Regions from separate parts of the Mus musculus genome. Here region 2 is linked to region 1. The links are chromatin loops, found by intact Hi-C in ENCODE. Cell type or tissue: heart. All regions are shown on one strand. Links, peaks and the distances in the headings refer to the core of each region. The heading gives the core; the rest is flanking DNA.

Evidence for each region. Hi-C counts contacts between places; a loop is a spot of excess contacts. Peaks named below come from ENCODE experiments on the same cell type or tissue, not always from the same donor. Only the 100,000 strongest peaks of a DNase experiment are listed, where the experiment ranks them.
Region 2: a loop joins it to region 1, with 2.4 times the contacts of the local background. A loop is called at or near these places in 1 of 42 quality-filtered maps.

The regions. Positions count from the first base shown.
Region 1 is chr6:53,816,143-53,821,512 of GRCm38, reverse strand. It overlaps Tril (TLR4 interactor with leucine-rich repeats), which reads left to right and starts at 688. Exons shown (of 1, transcript NM_025817.4): 1 at 688-5,370. The coding sequence starts at 1,278. The coding sequence ends at 3,707. In heart, for the core only: CTCF peaks have their summits at 2,392 and 3,114; DNase peaks (open chromatin) are centred at 762, 1,942, 2,552, 2,752 and 2 weaker places; H3K4me3 peaks cover 3,867 bases; H3K27ac peaks cover 3,352 bases; H3K27me3 peaks cover 3,341 bases.
Region 2 is chr6:53,904,899-53,910,268 of GRCm38, reverse strand. All of the region lies in intron 11 of Cpvl (carboxypeptidase, vitellogenic-like), which reads left to right. Among named protein-coding and RNA genes, the nearest start is that of Gm33716, 27 kb to the right of the region's middle. In heart, for the core only: no CTCF peak of the experiment used is centred there; no DNase peak of the experiment used is centred there; H3K27ac peaks cover 1,471 bases.

The DNA of each region.
Region 1 (5,370 bases), core at 178-5,177:
CTCCAAAGGCTCTGTGCAGCGTATTGTATACAGGCCCGGGTTCCGAGGCTATTTGAAGGGCTTTAACACTGCAGGAGAATTAATCTAGCTGAATAGCCAAGTCTGTCCGTGTCACAGTCACTGTAACAGTTCCACTTCTGAGCTTTCTTCAGAGGTTTTCCCAGAGCGAGAACCGGCAGATAATTCGGTTTAGGAACCTAAAAGAGGCGGTGCCTCTCCTTGGACATGAGCAAAGGACACCAGAAACCCAAACACTTTAAAAGGACTGAGCAACAGTCCTGTCAACAGTCCACTGATGGCCTTGCCAGGAAATCTTGTGTTCCCCTAAACTTGGAGCACGATGCCAGGGAATTCCGTGTTGTCTCAACATCTTGCAGGGTGGCACCGGGAAGAGAAGAGTAGGTAAAATGTAGGCGCCCTGCCTCTGCGCCGAAGCCGCCGGCGAACCGGCCTAAAATAAAAAGGTCTCTGTCTGCAATCCCCGTTTGCTCGCCCGGTAATCCACCCCCGCCCCCAGCCTGCGCGCCGACCCGTACAGCTGTTTTTAATCCCTACTTTTCTCACTTGGCGTCCGGGCTAGGGCTGACCAGACGCGGAGCCACTTAGTGTTTCCTCCTCCCCCAGCCGGGGTCTGTCCTGCCTCCGCCGTCTCCTCTTTCTCCGCCTGCATCCCCCGGGGGGCAGAGTGTGGGAAGAACGAATTTCCGCCGGTTTGCTCGCTCCACGCCGACATGGGTCCCTTCCGGACGCTGCTTGCGCGTCCCCCAGGCTGCTCACTCCGGCTGCACTCCCAATCCCCCCGGATCGCGAGCGGGCAGGCGCCGGAGACGTGGGCCTAGCGGCCGGTACTCTGCAGCCAAGCCGCACCCCAGCAGCTCTTGGAAGGGATCCCGCCTGCAGCGGGGGAATCCGTTTGGCGGGGAGAATCCGCGCCAGGGAATCCAGCTCTCCGGACTCCAGAGCAAACAAAAAGCACCAACTCTTGCTCGCTCCTCCCGCCCCCGACGCTCACCCGAAGAAACAGTTTTCTGCAGAAATGCAACAAGTAGCACCCCAGATTCGCCGAGCGCCCAGCGCCTTCTGATTTGGCTCCGCGAACTTGGCCTGCGGAGACCCGGGCGAGCCACCGGGACAAAGAGGAAGGGCTGGACGGAGCACCAGCGAAGTACGAAAGAGGCCTTTTTAGCGACTCAGGCCCGGCCGAGGGGAATGCAGAGGAGACACAGAGCCGGCCGGCCCAGAAGACGATCCGGCCGCAGCGCGCTGGGCGGGCGGCGATGGAGGGTGTGGGTGCCGTGCGCTTCTGGCTCGTGGTGTGCGGCTGCCTGGCGTTCCCGCCGCGGGCCGAGTCCGTGTGCCCGGAGCGCTGCGACTGCCAGCACCCCCAACATCTCCTATGCACCAACAGGGGACTTCGCGCTGTACCCAAGACCAGCTCGCTGCCTAGTCCCCAGGACGTGCTCACCTACAGCCTAGGCGGCAACTTCATCACCAACATCACCGCCTTCGACTTCCACCGTCTGGGGCAGCTCAGACGGCTGGATCTGCAGTACAACCAGATCCGTTCTCTCCACCCCAAGACCTTCGAGAAGCTCTCACGACTAGAGGAGCTGTACCTGGGGAACAACCTCTTGCAGGCGCTCGTTCCTGGCACGTTGGCTCCGCTGCGCAAGTTGCGCATCCTTTACGCCAACGGCAACGAGATTGGACGCCTGAGTCGCGGGTCCTTCGAGGGCCTGGAGAGTTTGGTCAAGCTACGGCTGGACGGGAACGTGCTGGGAGCGCTGCCGGACGCGGTCTTCGCTCCCCTGGGCAACCTGCTCTACCTACACCTGGAATCTAACCGGATCCGTTTTTTGGGCAAGAACGCCTTCAGCCAGCTGGGTAAGCTTCGATTCCTCAATCTCTCGGCCAACGAGCTGCAACCCTCTCTGCGCCACGCGGCCACCTTTGTCCCTCTGCGCTCCCTCTCTACTCTCATCCTCTCAGCCAACAGCCTACAGCACCTCGGCCCCCGCGTCTTCCAGCACCTGCCACGCCTAGGCCTGCTCTCCCTCAGTGGAAACCAGCTCACGCACCTCGCCCCAGAGGCCTTTTGGGGACTGGAGGCCCTACGTGAGCTGCGCCTGGAAGGTAACCGGCTGAACCAGCTCCCCCTGACACTGCTGGAGCCTCTGCACAGCTTGGAGGCACTAGACCTGAGTGGCAATGAGCTTTCTGCTCTGCACCCTGCCACCTTTGGCCACCAGGGCCGGCTCCGTGAGCTCAGCCTGCGCGACAACGCGCTCAGCGCCCTTTCTGGGGACATCTTTGCCGCCAGTCCGGCTCTCTACCGGCTGGATCTAGACGGCAATGGTTGGACCTGCGACTGCCGGTTGCGGGGTCTGAAACGCTGGATGGGCAACTGGCATTCTCAGGGTCGCCTCCTTACGGTCTTCGTGCAGTGTCGCCACCCCCCGGCCCTGCGGGGCAAGTACCTGGATTACCTGGATGACCAACTGCTGCAGAATGGGTCTTGCGTGGATCCCTCACCTTCCCCTACAGCAGGCAGTAGGCAGTGGCCGCTACCCACATCGTCAGAAGAGGGGATGACGCCCCCTGCAGGCCTCTCGCAGGAGCTACCACTGCAGCCGCAGCCGCAGCCCCAGCAGCGGGGAAGACTTCTACCAGGAGTGGCCTGGGGTGGGGCTGCCAAGGAACTGGTGGGCAACCGCAGCGCATTAAGGTTGAGCCGGCGGGGACCAGGTCCCCATCAGGGCCCCTCTGCTGCGGCTCCGGGCTCTGCCCCACAGTCCTTGGACCTGCACGAGAAGCCGGGGAGAGGACGTCACACCCGAGCCAATCTCTCCCAGACGGAGCCCACCCCGACGTCTGAGCCCGCCTCTGGGACACCATCTGCCAGAGACAGCTGGCAGCGCGCAGCAAAGCAGCGCCTAGCGTCCGAGCAGCAAGAGAGCGCAGTCCAGTCCGTTAGTGGGGTTGGTTTGCCACCTCTGGTGTCTGACCCCTGTGACTTCAACAAATTCATTCTGTGCAACCTGACAGTAGAGGCGGTGAGCGCCAACAGCGCCTCGGTGCGCTGGGCGGTTCGCGAACACCGCAGTCCCCGGCCGCAGGGCGGCGCACGCTTCCGCCTGCTTTTCGACCGCTTTGGCCAGCAGCCCAAGTTCCAGCGCTTCGTCTACCTGCCGGAGCGCAGCGACTCGGCCACGCTGCACGAGCTGCGCGGAGACACCCCCTACCTAGTATGCGTGGAGGGTGTGCTCGGGGGTCGCGTTTGCCCCGTGGCCCCCCGAGACCACTGCGCAGGGTTAGTAACCCTGCCAGAGGCAGGAGGTCGAGGTGGCGTCGACTACCAGCTCCTGACCTTGGTCTTGCTGGCTGTCAACGCGCTTCTGGTGCTCCTGGCACTGGCAGCCTGGGGATCGCGATGGCTGCGGAGGAAGCTGCGTGCCAGGCGGAAGGGAGGGGCCCCGGTCCACGTTCGCCACATGTACTCCACCCGACGGCCACTGCGCTCCATGGGCACTGGTGTGTCCGCGGACTTCTCAGGCTTCCAGTCGCACCGTCCCCGCACCACCGTGTGCGCGCTCAGCGAGGCCGACCTCATTGAGTTCCCCTGCGACCGCTTCATGGACAGCACCGGCGGTGGTACCAGTGGCAGCTTGAGGCGGGAGGATCACCTCTTGCAAAGATTCGCTGACTAGGCAATGCCTTGGGATCTCACAGGCCTTAAGGAGCCACTCTCCGTGGTCCCATGCCTTCTCAGAGGAAGAACTAGTTTTATTAGACTTGTTCTTTCTCCCTTTTGTGCATTTGCCAAGTGAAATCTAGATGTGAAAGTGAATCTAGATGCCATCCATCACGTCCTGGTAATCACAAAGCAAATGGATGGTTCTTGGTGGTCTAACCCAAGAGTGGGGACAAATGAATAATGGCGTAAAAGTGGGAAACCTTGACACACTTAGCTCATGGCTCCTGTGACTTTCAGCACAGTAGCCTGCTGACCTTGGGCTAGAAAGGGTGCTTTACGCTCCCAGCATGACCAGAACGCTCTGGTGTGTATACACACTCCTTTGCTCTATGGCAAACTGAGTTCTGTTTCTAGTTAAGAAAAGGGGGACTTGCCACCATCACAGTGATCCCCATCAGCAACTGACCCCACTGATCTGGTGGGTTCTGCCAAGACCGGCAGGGTAAACAAACAGGTACCACTCTCTCCCGGGAACCCTTTCTTCTGTTGTCTGGGAGAGCATCTAGGAAGCCTTAAGGAAAAGCTACCTGTGTCAACAATATGAAGAGGATTTAACAAGCTGACCAATAAACTCAGACTCTTTTGATAGGACTGGACCTCCTCTCTATCGTTTTATCAGTTAGGGAAATGACCTTTTGCTGACCTTTGGGTAACTGATAATATCCTCAGGAGAAGGCAGCATTTAATACTTCTCCACCAGGCTTGCGCCTGTGGTTTTACCTTATTTTTTTTTTTAAATCTATACATGGGAAAAAATCGAATGCCAGATTTGATCTTTTAAAAAGAAAAAAGAATGCGATATGTGTGTGTGTGTGTGTGTGTGTGTGTGTGTGTAACCAGTGACTCCCTAGGGCACTGCAGCCTTCCAGTTCGCTTACCACATTTCTGATAGCATGCCTAGACGGGTGTGAATGTGACCTACATCTTACGACAGTTCAGCAGTGTCCCCCATCCCCTTCTTGACAGCACCCATTTCTGAGTTGCACGGTTAGGCATTAAGCGTAAGGTAATTGTCAGGCTTGGGGCAGGGGGCAGTGAGCTCAGTGGTGGAGCTTGCTTGTGGGGCTCTGAGTTTGTCCCAAACAAACAAAGCAATGGGTGAATTGTCTGTAATCTCTGACCACATCACTGTCGCTCTTTATAAGAAATAGAACAGGAGAAGAAAACTGTAGGGAACAAATGTGAAAACAAACAAACAAACAAAAAAACAAAAAACCCACAGTAGCGAATATGTGTTTCTACTAAACCCAGAAGAACATGTGCATTCAACTGTCACTGTGAAATAATTATATATTTTACAAATTAATTATTCCAATAGCCAGTATCTTACTGTGTTATTAAACCTTATCTTTTAGTAGTAGATGCAGTATTTCTTTTCTTTTTATGTTTTATTTTTAATTTAGGATTAGCCTCTTGTATTTGTTTAGTTGTGTTTTTAGCTATTTGGGATACTTTTCTCCCTTGATATTTATGAAGTCCACGTTTATGATTAAATATAGTGGCTGGGTTCACATTAATAATTCGTGTGTGGTCCACATACACGTGCTAAGAGGATGTACACTGTGGTATAGTCACCGTGGTTATGGATTTATTGGCAGTGGGGGACTGTGCAGTGC
Region 2 (5,370 bases), core at 300-5,299, 89 kb before region 1:
ACCTTGCCCTGGCCGTGGGTCAATCTGTTATTAACTGTGGTGCTATTGTTATTGCAAACAAGTCTTGTCACAAGAGAACTGTCAAGGCAACCAAGGGCAGGATTCCTATGTGACATGTGGCTGAATGAAAGCTGAACCCTTAGGGATGTGGTCCTGACCTTCCTGGCCTGATTTTCCTGCTCTATTCCCCCACTGTCTCTTATCAGTCTGCTGCTCAATTTGTTTCTGCATCCTCCGGACAGTCTCTGTATCTGTTACAGAGATTCGTGCCATCTTTTTAGCCTGTTTGACATTTTCTAGAAAGAATGGGGAAATGGATGCTTTATTCTCCAAATGAGGGAGCTGTACTATTAAAGAAAGTGAGCCACCCCAACCTAATTGCAAGCTAATAGGGTTACAGTGATGAATAGCGCCTTTGAGAGGGTGGGAAAGAGGCTCTTGTACCTGACTGACACTGGGTTTTCCAGTGGAGATAAAAACTGTCTCTTTGATAAGGAAAAGTCAGCTACTTGCTTTCTTTTGTGAAGTTAGTATGGCTTCCTTAACTTTGCTGCCCTCCTGGGTGGGCTCTAGAGACTGACCTCTCCAGATGGGAACTGGACTCCTGGAAAGTGCCGCCCCCCCCCCCCCCCCCCCCGTCTCTTTGGAGGAATGCCTACTTGCTCTCTTGCTCGGTTCCCTTGTCAAGGAGGACAAAGCAATCTCCATTCACAGAGAACTATATCCTCTCAAAGTGAAAGGCAAGAGTGTCACGGGAGAAGAGAGTGACAGAAGGCCAGCCAGAGTCCCTGGTGGTCTGCAACCCAGGAACGCTCTGCTCACCGAACACTGAACAAACTCCCTTCCAATCTCCTAACGACTTGACTTTTGAGGGCTTCAGTGTTCCTGTTGATGTCCCTTGCAGACTGCTTAGGATTGCTCCCCCAGCAAAGCCATGCTGCTGTCCTCTGGCACCGGGGTTAACTAGCTGGGAAGTGGGCCTATCTTCCCAAAGCTGCACTGTGGGTTTGCTCCTCACACCATCCCAGGCAAGCCTCTCCACGTCCAGCAAGCAATACTATTACTTTTGAATCTGAGAATAGTGGTAATGACAGAGGATCAGGAGGAGTCGATAGGGTGAGGTGTGTGTGTGTGTGTGTGTGTGTGTGTGTGTCTATATGTGCAGCTCATGCACTCCACGTTGGCAGACATAGTTTGGAGTATCCGCTGTGCCCCTATAGTGCCATGTCTCCAGGTGCCTTACTCTATCTAGCTTGATGACACTGCAGACTGCAGCCAAGAGTAGCTGACCTTGAAGGCTACTTCTGTCATTTGGCAGCTATGGTGGAGAAATCCGTTCTTGACAGCATAAACATAACACAAGGCACACTAGTGCCTCATAACTGAAATAGATAGTGAGGCACACATAATTTTTACATTTTCCAGGAGGCTCATTGAAAACAATGAAATCAATGTTGGTAATAGACTGATCCTAACTAAATAATTATAAAATGTTAATATGGATACATATATACATATGTGTGTGTGTGTATATATATACATATATATACATACACACACATAAAATGTTACATTGGATTGTAGCAAATAATAAATCAGTGAGGTATTTTACATTGGTTACTTTGCATAAAACGCTCAAAGTTCTGTGTGTGTTGGACTTACAGAGCTTGGACTGGACACTTTCAGCACCTCACCAACTACTCTATTAACAGCGCAGATTGGTGCTACAAATTTAACTACCTAGAAATTTAAGCATTTTGGGGGTGGGAGCAGGCTTGTTTCTGGTTGACTAGTTTGTGTGCAAATTCATACATGTTAATTAAATGCATTTCATGATGTGGAAAGAAATTGGCTCCTTGGCCCCCTTTTAGAAGGGTAATGATTCTGGCAAGCATATTGTAACCCTTGGAGTTGGCCTTTGAATATGACCTTGAGGCTGCCCTCTGGTATGTTACAAGGAAGACACCCCTTTTGGGGGCTCCCTTCTAGGGGTGTGTCCTGCACATTCAAATGTATTTATTGATAATGGTCAGCGGACATTCTTGGGAGATAAGTGATCAACAAGGAGAGAAAATGTCCCTTAGAAAGGACCTCCAGGACTTTCATATTCAAATTTAGCAGAACAACCTAACCCCAGGTCGTTCTTGAGCAACTTTTTCACTGTGCTGTTCCAGGTGGTTGGTAAGACCCCTGTGTTGGAATGCTGGCTTTCTGAATGCGTTCAAGTTGGCTTTGCTTCTCGTTCCCCTCCCCTCGCATGCAGCTCTGTGATTTAGTGTGAGCTTGTGAGCATTGGCAATCACTTTTCAGCTGAAAGATACTGTTTGTGTAACCACTGGACACCCCCTCGGGCCTGTTGGTCACTTTCACTTTTCTTCATTTTTCTTGGCAAAACCAGCCAGTGGCAGAATGGCGAGCAAGAGAGTAGATATTCCAGGCTCACTTTCCCTGCCTCTTTGTCTTCTCCTTTGCTTAAACCCAGAAGCAAAATCTCTCATTTCAAGAATGGCCTGATTGAAGATTTGACTACTGTGTCACTCAACACATTGAGTCACATTGCTGTTCTTAGACCTTTCCAGGTAACCTTGAGGACTCAGACTTTCTGTGTAATACACCCCCGAGTCCCTGTAAAACTGAGGGAGGAGAAGGGCCAAGATTGGGAACCAATCTGACCACTGGAGCCAAGCCTTTGTCCAAGCAAGGGTACTAGCTTCGCCTCCAGTCGGAATGGCTCTTAAATGTTGCACTCCTTAGCTGAATTTTTCTTTTGCGTCTTGGTGTTTGGGAAAGCTTTGGGAATGATCCTTTGAAGAAACCTTTGGGAATCGTCTTTTGTTGAGCTGGATATTAGTTCAATTAATTCTCTCTGTTAAGAGGCAAGGCACCAGTGGGTCCTGCTAATTGCTTCAAGCAGAAAGAATCGCCAGTGGCCTTAGAGACTGCAATAGAAGAATGATAAGAAAAGCAGCCAAAAAAAAAAAAAGGAATCCTGGAGAACTGAATTGCAGGAGTTTCGATGATTTAGCATCTGTAGAGAAAGTTTCTTTTAAAAGAGATTTTTTTTTTTTGATTAGTGAACAGGAGGATATTCAAAAGTAAGACAGATAGAGGCCCCCTGGGAACGCTGTGCAGCCTGGAGTAGCTTAGACTTCTGGTCAATCATTTCCCCAAACAGGAAACCACAAACTGTTAGAGATTAAGGTCACTAGATCATTGGGAAAAGAGCATAAGTTTGTCTGCAAAGCATTATGATGTATTGTGAATGGGCCAAAATGCAAGCATAAATCTCTCATCGAAAAATGCAACAACAAAAACCCACCCTTCACACAAAAGACCAATTTGCTTTTCCATTCGACCAAGAGGCCCAAGCTGCCTCCAGGAACATTTCTGTAAATTTCCTACCGAGGGGACAGGCAGTCAGAACAAGAGGAGAGAACTTTGGGTTGTCTGTTGGTAAAGTTTAAGTCTGTAAGCGGGCTTCATGTCATTTATTTTCTTTTACTCTTTTATATTTGTGGCAAGGAAAACATAACAAAATGAATGGTTGTATACAGTTCTGACTCAAGCCCCTTCTCGGTTATAGAGGCTATGTTAAGAGCACACATCTCTCTTTCTACCTTGTGGCACCCCTAATTTGTTTGAGGCAAAGTCTAGGCTGAGGGAGCATGGAGCCTCTCCATGATGGCTCTGTGGGGTGCTCTCCTGGGGCTGTGGGGTGCTCCTGCAAGGGTATCTGGCTATGACCTTAAGACAGATCCAACAAGACCACTATCCCCTTAAAGGAGAAAGCAGCTCCCTTGTTGAGCTACTCCCCCAGGGAACTGCTGATTCATGTACTTGGAGAAACTGAAGTGTTTATGGTGTCACTTATTAAAGTGACTAGCCCTTCAGAAAGGCCAGAGTGAAACTGACTGATGTTGGCCACTCTTCTGAGGAAAACATCAAGCCTGAAAGAGCAAGCTTGCCTCTCCTCTTCTGATTGACCATTGCTTTGCAAAGTTTAGGCAAGTCAGCTGCATCAGGACAAGGGTCACCCCTTTCTTCTATCTGTTCCCAGGTGCTTGGCCCCTCAGCTGCCTGTATAAATATTTGCCTGTTGGACAAGCATGTGCTGACTGAACAATCAAACAAACACCACATCGCATATCTAAGTGAGAATGCTCTCAGCTCTTTCAGAGACAAAAGGCCACTTCCCTTCCATCCAGCTGGACACCCAACTGCCTGCAGGTCCAGGAAAGGGAAGAAATAAATGAGCTGGGTTGGGCTGAGACTATTGATTTTTTTTTTTCACAGACAGAGAAATGGATATAGACAAATATATGTTTTTCTTTTCTTAAAAATAAGAAGACAGTATCAGCACTAATGCTGTCTGTAGGAGACCACCATCCTAAGGTCTGTGTGTAAAGACACTAGGGAAGGTAGAGCCATGTCTGTGGGGAAGCTCGTCGTGGCGAAGGGGTAGGAAGAGTGCAGGTCGGTCAGGTTTCTCTGTTGTACTTCCCTTTTTCCCTGTTATGCTCCTGTTGCATATCTGGTAGATTGGGAAATCTGAAAACAATAGGACTTTGTTTTGCAGTTTTGGAGGCTGAACATCTGAGATTGCATACCAGTGTGGCTGGCTGCAGCCAGGGTCCTCTTAGGAATACAACTTGTTCCTTTCTGGTATCATCTCTTGTTTACAAAGAAGAAGAACTCTCCCGGGGACCTTTCATGGCTAAGAGGCTCAACTTCATGACGGGTCACATCCAAAGGCTCCACCTTCTAAATGTATGATGCTGTGGGTTAGAATTTGTCAGGGCCTTGAATCTGATATGTCGCTCACAAGTTCACGCTCTCCCTCTGTAGCTGTGGCACTAATTTTGGAGGTTGTAGAACCTTTAGGAAGTGGTGGCTATCTGGCAGAAGTCAGTAGGCTGGGGCTTTGAAGGTAATTATTCTGGCTTCGCTTTCTGCCTCCTGGTTGGCTGTAGTGTGATGGAAATCTGCCCCATGTTCTTGCTTAGCCACGCATCAGGCTGATGAATACAGGTCTCAGGCACTCAATACAGACAGACCTTTGTCCTGTAGTAGAAATCCATACTTAAAGTTTGCCTTTGCACTTGATAAGGAGTAACAATGGCCTGGGTAGAATCCTGCTCTTCAAATTACAGGAAAGTTTTATGGATGACACGGCACCTCCCCCCTCCCGCAAACTCTGAGCTGTAGATATTCTACTGTTCCAGGAGAATCTAGGGCTGAGAATGAGCTAGTGACATAACAAAGCTCACCCAGTGAGCACATGGCCTGGTTGCTAGAGTTCAAGACTCCTGTGTGCACATTCCATGTGGTCTTTACAAGCCTCTTCTACTGGCTGTTATGCTGTGGCTTATC